Regions from separate parts of the Mus musculus genome. Here all the other regions are linked to region 3. A link is a loop called in an ENCODE intact Hi-C map of the cell type or tissue named here. Cell type or tissue: left cerebral cortex. All regions are shown on one strand. Region 1 overlaps Bcl2 (B cell leukemia/lymphoma 2). Region 2 overlaps Bcl2 (B cell leukemia/lymphoma 2). Region 3 holds the start of Bcl2 (B cell leukemia/lymphoma 2).

What was found. A loop is a pair of places that touch in the nucleus more often than their neighbours do. Peaks named below come from ENCODE experiments on the same cell type or tissue, not always from the same donor. Only the 100,000 strongest peaks of a DNase experiment are listed, where the experiment ranks them.
Region 1: it touches region 3 in a loop (2.2-fold over the local background); 8 of 42 quality-filtered maps call a loop at or near these places.
Region 2: a loop joins it to region 3, with 4 times the contacts of the local background. A loop is called at or near these places in 23 of 42 quality-filtered maps.

The regions. Positions count from the first base shown.
Region 1 is chr1:106,604,807-106,609,806 of GRCm38, reverse strand. The region is part of intron 1 of Bcl2 (B cell leukemia/lymphoma 2); the gene reads left to right. It overlaps Gm37053 (a long non-coding RNA gene), which reads left to right. Exons shown (of 2, transcript XR_878433.2): 1 at 1-4,587; 2 at 4,622-5,000. Among named protein-coding and RNA genes, the nearest start is that of Gm37053, 7.6 kb to the left of the region's middle. In left cerebral cortex, no CTCF peak of the experiment used is centred here; DNase peaks (open chromatin) are centred at 1,917 and 2,761.
Region 2 is chr1:106,626,751-106,631,750 of GRCm38, reverse strand. All of the region lies in intron 1 of Bcl2 (B cell leukemia/lymphoma 2), which reads left to right. Among named protein-coding and RNA genes, the nearest start is that of Gm37053, 14 kb to the right of the region's middle. In left cerebral cortex, a CTCF peak has its summit at 2,806; DNase peaks (open chromatin) are centred at 1,690, 2,048, 2,766 and 4,408; H3K27ac peaks cover 957 bases.
Region 3 is chr1:106,710,414-106,715,413 of GRCm38, reverse strand. It overlaps Bcl2 (B cell leukemia/lymphoma 2), which reads left to right and starts at 1,124. Exons shown (of 2, transcript NM_009741.5): 1 at 1,124-3,109. The coding sequence starts at 2,534. In left cerebral cortex, CTCF peaks have their summits at 2,903 and 3,520; DNase peaks (open chromatin) are centred at 1,062, 1,294, 2,765, 3,375 and 1 more place; H3K4me3 peaks cover 3,952 bases; H3K27ac peaks cover 1,371 bases.

The DNA.
Region 1 (5,000 bases), 110 kb after region 3:
CCACCACCGTGCGTTTCTTTGCCTTGCTGAACAGCCACCTCTGTGCAACAGACCTGCTATTCTGCCTTGCCTTGGTTGGAGAATTAGAATGTTCAGCTTAGCCCAGGTCTTCAGACACTTCTCTGCCTTTTCTCTCCCAGGTAGTTCATCTTCTCCCTGACATCCTTTCATGTAGGGCCCACATTGTAGGCTATCCAAAACTGTGTGTACTGACTAGAATTGCTCCCATGTCTCTCCATATTTCCAACTCTAGGTTGGTTGTGCTGACTTGGGACAGCCTAGCACCATCTCAGCATATCTCCGTCCCTCCTCCTCCAAGCTCATCCTCCCCTGTGATTGCTGTTAGGGCACCACCTGGTAATGTAGACCAGATCTTGTCCTCCAACTTCGGCCCTCCTGGTTTCCATCTTCCCCTTCTTCTGTATGCATATATCCCCTCACAGCCTCTTCTTCTTCTCAGACTTTATCCCCATGGCCTCCTAGATGGGAAATTGGTGAAGAATCTACAAAAATACTCACTAGTAGAAGCAGAAACTTCTGGGTCAGGACCAGGAAATCCTAACGTGAATATTAAAGGTGATGCACCTCTGTTGATTCCTAACCTCGATCCAGTTCATAGACACAGAGCTCTTTGAGTGAAGGGGAGACAGAAGAGACCCCACAATGCTGCCCACATTGTCCACATTGTATGCTGTAATCTCTCCTCTCCCAGTGTTCTTCCATGGTAAAGTACTACACTGTATTAGAATAAAGGAAGCAATTACACACTGGCCTGAGCTGACACTAATTCCATGAGACCCAAACCATCCCTGTAACACTCCTGGTAGAGCAAGGCTGCAGTGCATGAAAGCTGTTCTACTCAGAGCAAGGCCTTAAAGGAGTCGCACCAAGTAGAGCAAGGAAGGCCATCTGGAGGTCAAGTGGCCACTCACGTGTAATCCTCTTTTGTGTCTATTCCCATAGAGACTGAAGGTCCACACAACCACAGGGGTTTCCTACACGCTATTCAGGCCAAAGTATTTCTGCAAAGTTTGTATTCCCTGCCTGAGAACTTCCACAGCTAAAGTTTCAAGGAAAAGGCCTGCGTTCCTTAGCCTGAGAGCTAGAGACTCCTCAAAGTCTTCCCTCTATCAGGCAGTCTTGGCTTCAAATCCTCACCCAGTACTCCCCTTTCCCCACCTCCCCCTCCCTTTCCTTCTCCCCCTTTCCCCAAATACCATCCCTAGATGTTGCCTGCTCTCTAGACTTGTATGCCTGGCTTTTTTTTTTTTTTTTTTTTTTTTTGGCTCCCTTCTCTGGATTTCTGTGGTGCCTGTTTTTAGCACAAATATACCATGTTCCCTTGTAAAATGCTTTTCCTTCACTGTAGCTTACAAGAGCCAGGGAAATGACCAAAATGTGTGGATGGATTAACTCCCCAGAGTTGGGGAGGGAGAGGGTGTCTTTCTATGGATGGGCTGCGAACAGTCTTCATAAACAAAAGATTGCCTTGTTTATACCTTTTGTCAGAGTCAGCATTTTTTAAATCTGCTTAAGGTGAAATAAGTGCTTTTTGTTTAGGGAAATCATATGGGAAACACAGAAATATGAAATGTTCACTTTGTTTAATGTATAAGTCTATTCCACGACAGGTGGCCTCTCAAAGCGCACAAATAAAACAAAATTGCTTGGCTCAAACCTATCAGAGAAGGAATAAGAGCCAGGTGGTGGGGCCAGGAGCAGATGGGCAGTATTTACTTAGAGCTTCATATTTTCTTCTTGCTAAGTGTCCCCCTGGTCAAATACCTTCCTTCATATATCAAATAAACCTTCCATGCCTTTGAATAGACTTTTATTACAAAGGTATATTCCTACACCCGGTTTCTCCTTTTTACAAAGTCAAGGGTAGAAAAACCATATGGTGCCCATAGAGTGTGGAGTCTGGGCTAGCTTAAACATTCCAAGCCTCTATCCAGACTTTTCTTTGAAGTTTCCAAATTTCACAGTCAGAATTAAAATAGCATAAGAACTAAATTGAAACTAGTATGAGTCCCAGGAATTTTTTTCTATACCAAATAAGGAGGCGTCTATCCCGATGGTCTGTGTGAACTAGGTATAGTTGAGGCAGATCTTTACAGTGAACTTCCCAAACATCTGCACCCCTCTGCACCAGGCAGTCATTCAGAGCCACATAGGTCTTCAGGAAGCACTGTGGTCCTCTATAAGCACCAGCCCTTGGCCATCTTTAAATTCTTCTCTCCATTGGTCTAGAACTATTATGGCTCTGATGTGTTTTTTTTCCTGATGCTCAGACTGCTGTGTTCATGTTTTTTCCAACAAATATTTATGAATTTTATAGGTAGAAAACAAGTGTTCGCCCTCCTTCTCTCAACAATTGGATATATAGAATTAGTTTCTTCTCTTTCTTACATATGTATCTTTAGCATGTTTTTAATTCTTAGCAATTGCCCATTGCTGTCCAGATACAGTATCAGTGCTACATAATGCTATCTCTTCATGTGGTCCAAGATCACATAAGGGTTGAAGTAACTCTGAGTCCTTCATCAAGAGAGAGAGAGGTACAGTTTGCACCATCCAGGTGCCTCAGACTTCTTCTCAGAAGAGCTTCTGCCATCATGAGGTTAGACACGTAGACAGTGTGCTGTGATAGAAGACGGACTTTAAGACTTACTAGGAAAGGCACATCTTCAAAGGAAAAAGAGGTTTCCAGTGAGAACTGTTAAGCTCTTGAAAAGGTTTACAGAGAAAGCTGTGGTCTCGCCTTTCCTAGAAGCACTGAAGTCAATACATAGCATCCCGCAGTCGTTGAATGCTGACTTCTGTTGAGGTGCAATGAAGCCTCCCAGCTCAGCACATTCAACATCCCACTAATCCATCTTACTGCATATTCCACAGGAGTCTCTTTGTGACTTACAAGAAACAATGAGACAAACATCATTTTTCATTTTTCTAGCTCCTTTTTTTGTTAGTTTTTAAAATAAAAGAACCTATGTTGCTTTTTTTTTTTTTTTTTGCCTCTCATGGCATTCAAATTTAGCTTTTATATAATTCACCCTCTCCCAGTAACTCAGGGTACATTTGAGAGAGACACATGCTAAAGCCATAAACAATGCTTACTTTTTTCCTAGAAGATGGTGCAGCAGGAGTCCTACAGAAGAAATTGAGGTGCGGATTCCTTGGGACTCACCAGTGTTCTTTACGTGGCGTCATCATTATTTATATACTTATTTGTATGGGAACATGCACACTGCCACATGGGTGCTGGCCTTTCCTTCTATGCTGTGGATTCTGGAGAAGGAACTGCAGTCGTCATTCCCACTGAGCCATCTCACCTCTCCCAGAGTGTTTTGAAAGTTTCTTTTCACAAGACTGTAGTGCTTTCCTGCTCTGTGCCTCACATGGTGCTTGCTGGCTGCTGAACCGACTGAGATACCTGAGATGTGTTTTCTGCTCCAAAAGTGCTTACAATCTTGCACAGAAGAGAAGGTGTCATTAAATAACTGCACATGCTATGAGGAAGTGTGATTCTGTATCACAGGAAGGCCATGAGATGAAGGATAGCTTTGTTGCAGAAATATGGTTGGCAATTTGAATTTTTGCCTTTCCAGGCTATGGCGTTTCTCCCTTGCTTTATCTTTGTACCTTTCAAACACTAGGACAGTTATTTATTGGTAACTTTACCCACTCATCCTCAACCATCTCATTTGTTGTCCCTTCTCTCCATAGATGCAGATAGCCACATTTTATTTCTTGAGTATATGTCTAGTGTCTCCTTGTGCTACACACACACACATTTATATGAATATATACATATGTAAGTATTCATATATAGAGATATATTTCTTCTTTTGTTCTTTCTTACACAAAACAATGCTGTTTGTTATTCAGACAGCTTGTTCACATAACAGTGTATTCTCGAGATAGGATGCCCTTCTTTTCTTCATGGTTGATATGCTGCCTTCATAGCATCAACCTTCTGAGAGATACCAGGTTGTATCACTGAGGTACTCCATAATAGAGTGGCTTCAGCGACAGCTGTTTTATTACTCCCTAGTTCTGTGGGTCAGCCAGTGGATTTTCTGCTGGTCTTGCCAGAATTTACATGTGTAGATACAGTCATAAGGCTACGCTACTCCTACAGCCTTGCTTGTTCCATGGTTGCCATGGTTGCTGGTAGATCCTTACAGCACCTGCAATCAGTTCTCTCAGCAAGTTTACTTGGAATACTTCAAATGGGCCCAGAAACAAAAGGGGACTGTGCCCCAACATGGAGGTACTGAGAAGCCGCCTTATTGCCTTGTACTTGCTTACATCTCATTAGTGAAAAGAGAGCTAACCTCAGAGTCAGAGGAGAAAGGAATGCAGAATGAGCAGTTCCCTGGAGTCATTACAGAACTCCATATAGCTAGCCAGCTCCTCATTGCAGCAGGTATAGTTAGTTAGCCAGCTCCCTATCACAGTAGGTATAGCTAGCCAGCTCCCCATTGCAGCAGGTATAGCTAGCCAGCTCCCCATTGCAGCAGGTATAGTTAGTTAGCCAGCTCCCTATCACAGTAGGTATAGCTAGCCAGCTCCCCATTGCAGCAGGTATAGCTAGTTAACCAGCTCCCTATTGCAGCAGGTATAGCTAGCCAGCTCCCCATTGCAGCAGGTATAACTAGTTAACCAGCTCCCCATTGCAGCAGGTATAGTTAACCAGCTCCTGCTCATGGACACCTGGCTATTTCAGTCTCCTGGTGTTGTAAATACTGCCCAGAATATCACTTTGCCATAATTCAGTTCATATGTGAACATGGCAAATCCCCAGAATGGGATTGTTGGGTTAAAGGGCAAATGCTTTCCAAGTTATCTATGTATTCTGTTTCTCTCGTGTTATTTCTCTGGTTATTTTAAGCCTGTGTTTTCTGTCACTGATTTAGGGACTTTAAAACTGAAAAGAGTTTAAAATTAGTTAATTATAAACTTATCTTTAGAGATAAAGAGACAGAGAGACAGAGAAA
Region 2 (5,000 bases), 84 kb after region 3:
CTTTAAGGGTCCAGTCACCACCTCCTACCTGAAAGGAACCCTGTCCAGATTGAGGCTGTTGTGATTAGAATGTGCCTTTTCACCTAAAACCTGTTTGAGGATGTATCTCTCTTTAGTTTTCACGTAACACAGAGTTTACCTGACGCTTTCCCTCCTTCAGTTCATTTCTTGAGACAGGAAACCTATCTCCCAAGCTGACCTCAACTCACTCTGTAGTTGAGGATGACCATGAACTCTGATCCTCCTGCCTCCGAAATTCTGGGATTGCAGGTGTATAACACCATACTCAGTTTATATAATTGATCCTGAGTATCAAGTCCAAGAGTTTGTGAATGCTAGGCAACACTCTGCCAACTGAGCTCCATCCCCAGCCTCCACCGTGTGCTTTTGGAACACTTCACTAAGTTGACATGGATATAGACAGAGCATACATTCAAATTTAGGTGGTTTATTTGGTAAAGGACTTTAGAATTTCGGGTTACTTTAAAAGTGAGATAAGTAAGATTCCTTCTGTTCTGCTTCCAGTGGGATATCAAAATTGTTGGCTAAATTCCAGCTGCTCATTCTTTATATTCATAGTACCAAAGGGACCAGAGCTAATGCAATGCAGTCTTGACTTAAGATATGACTGTGAGGTATTTACCCATGCAAAGCATAATATTTTGATAGATAAAGTGAGTGCATTAGGTGAGAAAGCTACTGAAAGAAACTATCAAATACTCAACAAGGTAACAGAAGTGTTTGAAGAAGCACCAAGCCCAAGTAGTTCAAGTTCCTCCAGAGTCAGAGACCCCCCAGCCCTTAACCATCTGACCGCACTGATGGGAACTCCCTGTCTCCTTTTACCCAGAAGCAGAGACCAGTTGGGTCCAACACTTTCCCATACTCCATACCCCGGTTGCCTGTAGAGCAGAGGCTGCCCCAGATAGGATGAAAAAGAGGAGAATGTAGCAGCCCACTTTGCATAAAAAGTATTTCAGGGCATTTACTGACAAGTAGGTATACTTACTGCATACACATGTAGGGCTGTATTATATCAAAACTGTCTAAATAAACAGAGACTCCACTGTCCCCTTCAAGCCCCACAGCGTCCTTAGGAATGTATTGCTTCCTCGGTTTCCTCTGGTGTCAGTGGCAGGAAAGGCAGAAAGCATTACCTTTTAAGAAGGGAGGGAATACTGAAAGTGCCTTATTTGCAGCCTGCTACAGCAGTAACCCTGCAGACTGGCTTCCCACTCAGCCTCCCATTACCATGCCTCCCAACCCCCTCAGGACCCTATGGGAGTTGTCCCGAGTTTCTGATTTCCAGGGATCACTTTTGAAGATCCAGCAATGCTTAGGTGATATTGAATTACTGATTATCCTCTGGTTCTGTTCCCACTGGAGGCATTCTGGTCAGCCACTCATTTGTCCCATTTAAAGCACTTGGTGGCATGAACTCACTGGGTTTCTGCCCACATCACTGCATTCCTGGGATGCCATTCACAGGCCTTAGCAAGATCATCTGACAGCTGCCTGTGAGGTCAATGAACTTTATGCATAATCAAATGCTCACAGCTAGGAGAAATCCTTTCCTGCTCCATCCCTCCCTGGGCAAAGAATACACGTTAAGCTGCCCCCTTGGTTCCTTGGTGAGGAGGTGGTGGAGTCCCCAGCTACTTTTACATGATTTAATGCTGAGCAGAGAAGGAAAGTGATTGCATCCTCTACAGGGCCCCACAGAACAGTCACCACCCACACTGTTTATTCAGACTGGGATCTTGGCCATTTGGGGTTTAAGCCAGAAGAAAGGGGGGAAAGAAACCAACCCTGGAATGAACACTTTTGAAACTCTGTTGTATTCAGGATGAAGTACGGCCAAGGATCCTTTTTAAAAATCTATTTAAAATCAATTAGCGGGATCATATTCTCATTTGGAATGGATTGTTAGCAAAAGCTAATTGTCTCTGTTCTCACCCAGGTTCTGAGCTTGGGGTAGATGCACAGACATTAGAATCAACCCTCTGTTTTGCCGGAGTCTGATGCTACTACCAAACTATGTGTGGGCAGTTGGGCAACCCTGACCTTTGACCAGCTTTCCATCTGAGAACAAGGAAAGAGGTGTGAGGAAGAGAGGCTGATGTAAACAAGCCTGCTCTACATCCCAGAGCTTCCCCGGGAAGCGACTCCCCAGGAGCTTAGCCCAAACTGAAGGCAAGAGGCAGATCACAGGCCTAGGGAGGAGTCTCTGTGAGGCACCTCCTCCATCTGTCTCTAGTCAGGACTGCAAAAAATTATCGCAGACATGGGAGATTGTATCTTAGTTTCAAAGATCTCGAGAGGAGATTCCGGGACCTCCCTTGGTTACCCACCCTGCTATTTAGCAGTTCCTCCAGCCAGAAAATTCTTTCTTATTTGCAGCCTCAAATGTGCATGTGGTACTGCTTTGGGGAGAAGCTCCTGGTCCAGACCACTCCCACAGCCAGCATGTTTACTCCTCTAATGGGATGGAGCCCATTACTGGCTTCTCCTTCAAGATGGCAGGGGCTTAGACCTCCTTCTAGAACAGTCTATAGGCAACCCAAGATGGAACAGGAGAGAGGGTAGGCTAGGGGTCTGAGGGATGGCATTGATGGAGATTAAACAGGTTAATGAACACTACTTCTGGGCATCTGTGTATTTATGGAGGACTGAAGAGCAAAGTGGCAAGTCAGAGAGTGAGACTTACATACACCCTGTGTACATGGAAGATGCTGAAGTTCCTGCTGCAGATTTTAAAAGAAAAGGAAAAGGAATTCCCCACAACAACAGAGGCTAGGATTGCACTGACTCCAGGACTCTCCCCCTAGTGTTCAATGCAGGGAGCTGGGTTGGGGATGAGGCTGCTGTGCTTGCCTGGCCTTACAAGACCCTGACCTCACTCACCAGTAAACTGAGTGCACTGTATGCTGCTGCGGATTCCTCCTCCTCCTCCTCCTCCTCCTCCTCCTCCTCCTCCTCCTCCTCTTCTTCTTCTTCTTCCTCCTCCTCTACTGATTGATTTATTCTGAAAAATGCAATCAACAATTCAAATAGCAATTTACAAATCAAACACTTGAATATAACACAACTAAAATATACTGAGGAGTAATGGTAGAAAAATATTAAAAGTCTTTGCTTTCCATAATTAAACTATTAATATTTCTATAAAAGCAGACAGTATTGAGTATACAATGTGTTCTTAGCTAGTGGTCTTGAAGCTGAGGTACTTCTAACATTGCATGGTGTTGCAGCATGCCTGCTGCTGAGAACACAGGAGTTCAGAACTGAAGCTGTGGTGTGATCAAAAGAGGAACACTGCAAAAATGCTATGATTCAGTTCCCATTTGATCTTGAATTAATATTGGGTCATAGGATGTACAGAAATCATTCACTGCTGCCAATTTTTGTGACTCTCACATTCATTTATGTGAACCTCATGGGGGTCTTAACTTAGGAAAACTGGATTCTGTAGTATACCTGTAGCCATTCCTAAAGCTGTGAATTCTCTGTGGCAGAGTTAAATATATATACGTGTGTGTGTGTGTGTGTGTGTGTGTGTGTGTGTGTGTGTGTGTGTGTCTGCTAGCATGAAGCATATGTCCATACTTTATGAATAGCTTTGCTGGTCTCTTGGCTTAAAAAGTCTAGCTGAGCATTTTACCCACAATTACATCTGGATGCTTCTATGGGGACTAAGTGACCCAATCTATACATTCTATGAATAAATTTATTGGTGTACTATATGCTTCTAATCCTAGCATTTGGAAAGTAGAGACAGGAAGACCAGAAGTTCAGGGTCACCCTCAGCTACATAGTAAATTTGAAGGTAGCCAATCACACACACACACACACACACACACACACACACACACACACACACACACCTGAAAACAAGGAAGCTCAGCAATTAAGAGTATTTGCTGCACGCATAGTTTCCAGCATCCATGTAAGATAATGTGCAACTACCTGCATATCTACTCCTAGGAGATCTGACACCTTCTCCTGTCTTTTGCAAGCACCTTGCCCATGTGACATACCCTCATAAATGCACATACAAAATAAATAAAAGTCTAAACAAAAAAAATAATAAGAGCTGAAAGAGGAGTAAGATACCCACCCCAGGCAAGATAGGGTCAGATGTCATTGTAGGGGAACGCCTGTCCTTAACTCCACTGGCTGAATGGTGTTCCTCTCTCTCCTCCTCTGACCTCTCCTTCCTCCTCAGCAGATGTGAAATAGAGATACAACCTCTCCGAAGTGAGTTACAGGCCCATTGAAAAGACATCAGATGACCGGCGCGAGCAGCTGGTTGCTTCCCTTTTTATGGGATTATGTCATTGCCTTTCCTAAGAAGGAGGTTTCTCTCCTCCACCCACCCCCACCCCACCATGCTTCCCTCAAGTGCCAGTTCCTTGTGTTAAAGGAATGACTCAGTGAGTGTTGTGGTGCTGATGGTGTGACAAGTGAGCTTTGAGCAGGGAAATGGTGACCTACAACCCATTGTGGAGGCCACAGGCCGTCTGCATCATCACTAGTCCTTTGCTAATGATGCTCATGGTGATACTGCCATGTGTCCCTCATCAGTGCAAGCAGTCTCAGACGTGCTTAACCTGTGACTTTGTCACTGTGCCAGCAGGACCCAAACTAAGATGGCTGTGGGCAATCTCTTATGGGTCCTCTGGCGCATATGCCGAAAGATGGAGGAGTGGGCCAGGTGAATATCATATACATACAACCTCTTAAACATAACCTTCAAAAATGTATACTTATAAGATGCAAAACACTACAGACAGCTGAGACCCATACACCATTAAAAATCTCTCCATCTCTCAATCTCTCTCTCTCTCTCTCTCTCTCTCTCTCTCTCTCTCTCTCTCTCTCTCTCCTTTTGGGTTTTCTATGTATCCCAGTCTGACCTAGGAGTCCAGACTGGCCTCAAACTCATGACATTCCTCCAGCTTCAACCTACCTACAGCTCGAATTACAGTTGTAATTCCACC
Region 3 (5,000 bases):
AAGTAACTCCGCATACCACTTTGACTATTCTTTAACAAGCCAAGAGCATCAGCGACTGCCATCAGTCTGCCACTGTCTGACTAAGAAGAGATGAGGAAAGACCAGCCTCTGAGGCACATCCCTTGCTGGTTGTGGACATCACATCATGCTCTTCAGAGCAGAGGAGTACTCAGACCTGTTCTAAGTTACACAGCTTGTGGTGTCTGGACAAAAGGGCCTAGAAACAAGCATGCTAACGTTGTTATTCTAAGTATTTTCATTTGTAATTAATATCCTGGAGACTGTGTTGGGAGTTGCCTCTCTTCACCCAAGGGTAGCATATTGGTACTACTCACTACTTAGGAGTCAATATATGTCTCGGTAATCTCTCTGGCTGCTGAGAGCTGATAACATAGTGTTTGGGGGTTCACATGGTTAGCTGAGGGTCTGTTTGATTTTATACACTATATGTGGTTGTATACACTACACTGTTTAAAGGGTCCACATGATTGTAGATACACTGCACTACACACACACACACACACAGAGCGACTGTGTACACACTTTATGTGTGGTTAGAAAGGGTCCATTGGATTGTGCACATTCCATGCACGCGGTTAGAAAGGGTCCATGTGACCTGCACATGCTACATAGAAAAAGTCCATGCGGTCGTGCACACTGTACACGTTGAAAAAGATCCATGCAATTGTGCCCATCCTGTTAGAAAAGATCCAGGTGCCTCGCCACAGCCTGGCCCTGGCTATAGGCACGTCCAGCCAGCAGCCAGCCCCGCAGGCCCGAGGAGGCCCCTCACACGCCCACTGAGCCACTGCCGCCCGGGAGGCCCGCGCCACCCACGGTCCGGGGCCCAGCGTAGCCCGCGGGTGGCCGCCACCCAGGCCAGCGGCCGCGGCCGGGCGCGCGCTCCCCGGGGCGGCCGCGGCGCCTTTAACCCGGGCGGCTGGCGGGCGGCGGGAGGAGGCGGCGGGCGGGCGCTCAGAGGAGGGCTTTCTTTCTTCTTTTTTTTGAATGAACGGTGACGTACGTACAGGAAACCAGGCGCTCCGGCGGAGAATGAAGTAAGAGGCCGGGCCCCCCGCCCCGCGCCCGCCCCCTTCCTCCCCGGCCCGTCCTCCCGCCCCGCGTCCGGGTCCCCGCCGAGCCGCCGCCGCCAACACCGAGGTGCCCAGGCCCTCCCCAGCCGCAGCCGTCACCGTGGAACGGGCTGCGCGGCGCAAGCACGAGGAGGCGGCCGCCAGCGCCGCCCGCAGCGGAGGAGGAGAAAGGGTGCGCAGCCCGGAGGCGGGGTGCGCCGGTGGGGTGCAGCGGAAGAGGGGACCAGGGGGGGACTTCGTAGCAGTCATCCTTTTTAGGAAAAAGAGGGGGGGCAAACCCTCCCCCACCACCTCCTTCTCCCGCAGCGCACCACACACAGTGCGCGGGCTGCTCCTTGGGCACCCGCGGCCCCAGCGCGTCCGTGCCTGCATTTAGCAAGCTGCTTTTTTTCCCGTTTCGGAAAGCGCGTTGGCCCTTCGGAGTTTAATCAGAAGAGGATTCCGGTCCCGGTCCCCCAGCTCCTCCATCGTCCCCTTGGCGTGTCTCTCTGCCCTGGAGGTCTGAAGCGGTCCGGTGGATACGGATCCATGCCTGCGCTCCAGCGTGTGTGTGCAAGTGTAAATTGCCGAGAAGAAGGGAGAATCACAGGACTTCTGCAAATGCTGGACTGAAAAATTGTAATTCATCTGCCGCCGCCGCCGCTGCCTTTTTGCCCCGCTGCGGTGCTCTTGAGATCTCTGGTTGGGATTCCTACGGATTGACATTCTCAGTGAAGCCGGAGTGTGAGGACCCAATCTGGAAACCCTCCTGATTTTTCCTCCACCTAGCCCCCAGACCCCAACTCCCGATTCATTGCAAGTTGTAAAGAAGCTTATACAAGGAGACTTCTGAAGATCGATGGTGTGGTTGCCTTATGTATTTGTTTGGGTTTTACCAAAAAAGGGTAAACTTGACAGAAGATCATGCCGTCCTTAGAAAATACAGTAAGTTCTTTGCACAGGAATTTTGTTTAATATAACTTTCCATGGACGCGTTTGAAATATTTTTTTACTTCAAGTGCATTCAAGCAAATTTCATTTCCAGACAGTTTAATGCATTTTTAAACGTGTAACTTGTAGCGGATATACCTTTCTTACCCTAAATATATAAAGGAAAACACACCTGATTTTAACTTCCTAGGTCGTCCCGCCTCTTCACCTTTCAGCATTGCGGAGGAAGTAGACTGATATTAACAAAGCTTAATAAATAATGTACCTCATGAAATAAAAAGCAGAAAGGAATTTGAATAAAAATTTCCTGCATCTCATGCCAACGGGGAAACACCAGAATCAAGTGTTCGGTGTAACTAAAGACACCCCTTCATCCAAGAATGCAAAGCACATCCAATAAAAGAGCTGGATTATAACTATTCTTTTTTTTTTTTTTTTCTTTCGGGGCCGTGGGGCGGGAGTCGGGACTTGAAGTGCCATTGGTACCTGCAGCTTCTTTTCGGGGAAGGATGGCGCAAGCCGGGAGAACAGGGTATGATAACCGGGAGATCGTGATGAAGTACATACATTATAAGCTGTCACAGAGGGGCTACGAGTGGGATGCTGGAGATGCGGACGCGGCGCCCCTGGGGGCTGCCCCCACCCCTGGCATCTTCTCCTTCCAGCCTGAGAGCAACCCAATGCCCGCTGTGCACCGGGACATGGCTGCCAGGACGTCTCCTCTCAGGCCCCTCGTTGCCACCGCTGGGCCTGCGCTCAGCCCTGTGCCACCTGTGGTCCATCTGACCCTCCGCCGGGCTGGGGATGACTTCTCTCGTCGCTACCGTCGTGACTTCGCAGAGATGTCCAGTCAGCTGCACCTGACGCCCTTCACCGCGAGGGGACGCTTTGCCACGGTGGTGGAGGAACTCTTCAGGGATGGGGTGAACTGGGGGAGGATTGTGGCCTTCTTTGAGTTCGGTGGGGTCATGTGTGTGGAGAGCGTCAACAGGGAGATGTCACCCCTGGTGGACAACATCGCCCTGTGGATGACTGAGTACCTGAACCGGCATCTGCACACCTGGATCCAGGATAACGGAGGCTGGGTAGGTGCATGTCTGGTTGAATGAGTCTGGGCTTTGATCTCAAGGCCAAGATGCGCAGGTTGGGGTGTGAGTGGATTCTGGGTCAAAATGGGCCATTGAGCAGATGAAATAAAGTCGAGTTTGTAGCTTTGCTCCCCTGACCTCTCACTCTCTTCCTCTGGGTACATCACACCCTGCCAACACTGTGTTAACTCCTGCCCGCTGGCTGTGAGGGAGCAAGAATCCAGCATTTTTGATCCAGTAGGATCTGGAGATAATAGCATCCCTCCAGTAACTCTCAGAGTTAGTTCGTCTGAGTAGCTTGCTGCAGATGTTCTGGGTCCTGTGTAAGCACCAGACCTCCAACACTCCCTCTTGACCTATGCATCTTTAGCTCCTCTGGTGGACTAACAAACTTTAAAAGGTCCATCTAGACATGCAGGCTCCACCAGAGGACGCAGGCAAACCTTTTCTAACTCACTTGGGAACATTTTCCCAAAGAAAAACAACACGGCTCCTTTTCCTGGAAATCATAGCTAAGCTTGTAAAAAAAAAAAAAAAAAAAAAAAAAAAAAGGTAAGCTTAGGTAGGTATTCGTGGATGTTTGTGGAATCCAGTCTGTCTATGCCATAGTCCCCAGTGGGCATGGTGGGTGTGCACCCTAAACATGTCCGTCAACGAATATGCGATGATTTAGAAGTCTGCATCCACTGTATGTCTTACTTTTCTCTACCTGCATTCTACATAGTTTTGCGATCTCTACTGCTGAATGGACTTGCATCTAGGGTGCCTATGAAAGGGGTAATGGAGTCCACTTAGCTGTGGCGTCTCCAGCCCTGACAAGTTAAAATGATTCGTATCCACAACACTGGTGAGCATCTATGGGGTGATAGTTTTCTGGGATCTTGGGAGGTTCAGCTTCCATATTTTACCGTGTGATTTAAGCTTTTCTCTGGTTCTTTAAGGGCAGAGAGCAGACTTAAGACTTGCTATAGCTAAAACAATTAAGTTATGTGAAAGCAATCATTATTGTCTGACATTTTTTAAAAGACCTTGTTTTAATGAAAAGGGTTTTCATTTTAGTCCTGCCTTGGTAGTATAAAGAGAACGAATATATATGTGAGTGTGTGTGTGTGTGTGTGTGTGTGTGTGTGTATATATATATATGTATATATATATATACACATATACATATACATATATATTATATCTTAACAGGAACAAAAAGTCTGTAACTGACTGAACGTGAACCAAATATCTAGAAGCACATTCTGTTTTTACTACAGTTTGCAAGATATGCTAATATTCATAGGCCCTGAAAAAGCCAAGAAAAATAGATGATTGATGTGAACATCTGATCTTATTTGACCAAAGTTGACAAAATATTGGTGGCACTGTTCGATGTTTAAAAGTAAAATTAACTCAAATATCAGAGTTTTTAAGTGCTTGAAATTCACATGCTCTTTGTGAATTGCTTGTTTGTTGACATCCCACAGGATCAGTCTGTTAGCAATTCTGGAAGACTTGGCGGAAGGAGAGAAGCTATTTTGTAAGATGTTTAGTTAAGTAGGTGGTTTGATATTTTAGCCACTGTATTCAGAGAGATGGGAACTTCGGGCTCTAGAAGAATCATTTTAAAGTCAAAATAAAACTGATTTAGGTTTATTATTTCATATTTTTATTAACAGTGTTTCTTTCTATTTGAAAGAAATCCACAGCAGTGAATGTGTGATATTGACTATCAGGTTAATAAAAAGATGGGAAACAGGGCTTCAGATACAAACTGACCTTTGGTGCCGACTCGCAACGTGTTAACACGTCAGACAGCCGAGGTTTCTCTTTAAATGGAGAGTCTCTTTTCTTCTCTGTTCACCATCAAGGTTTTGTTGCAGGGCCTATCTTTGTGGTCAAC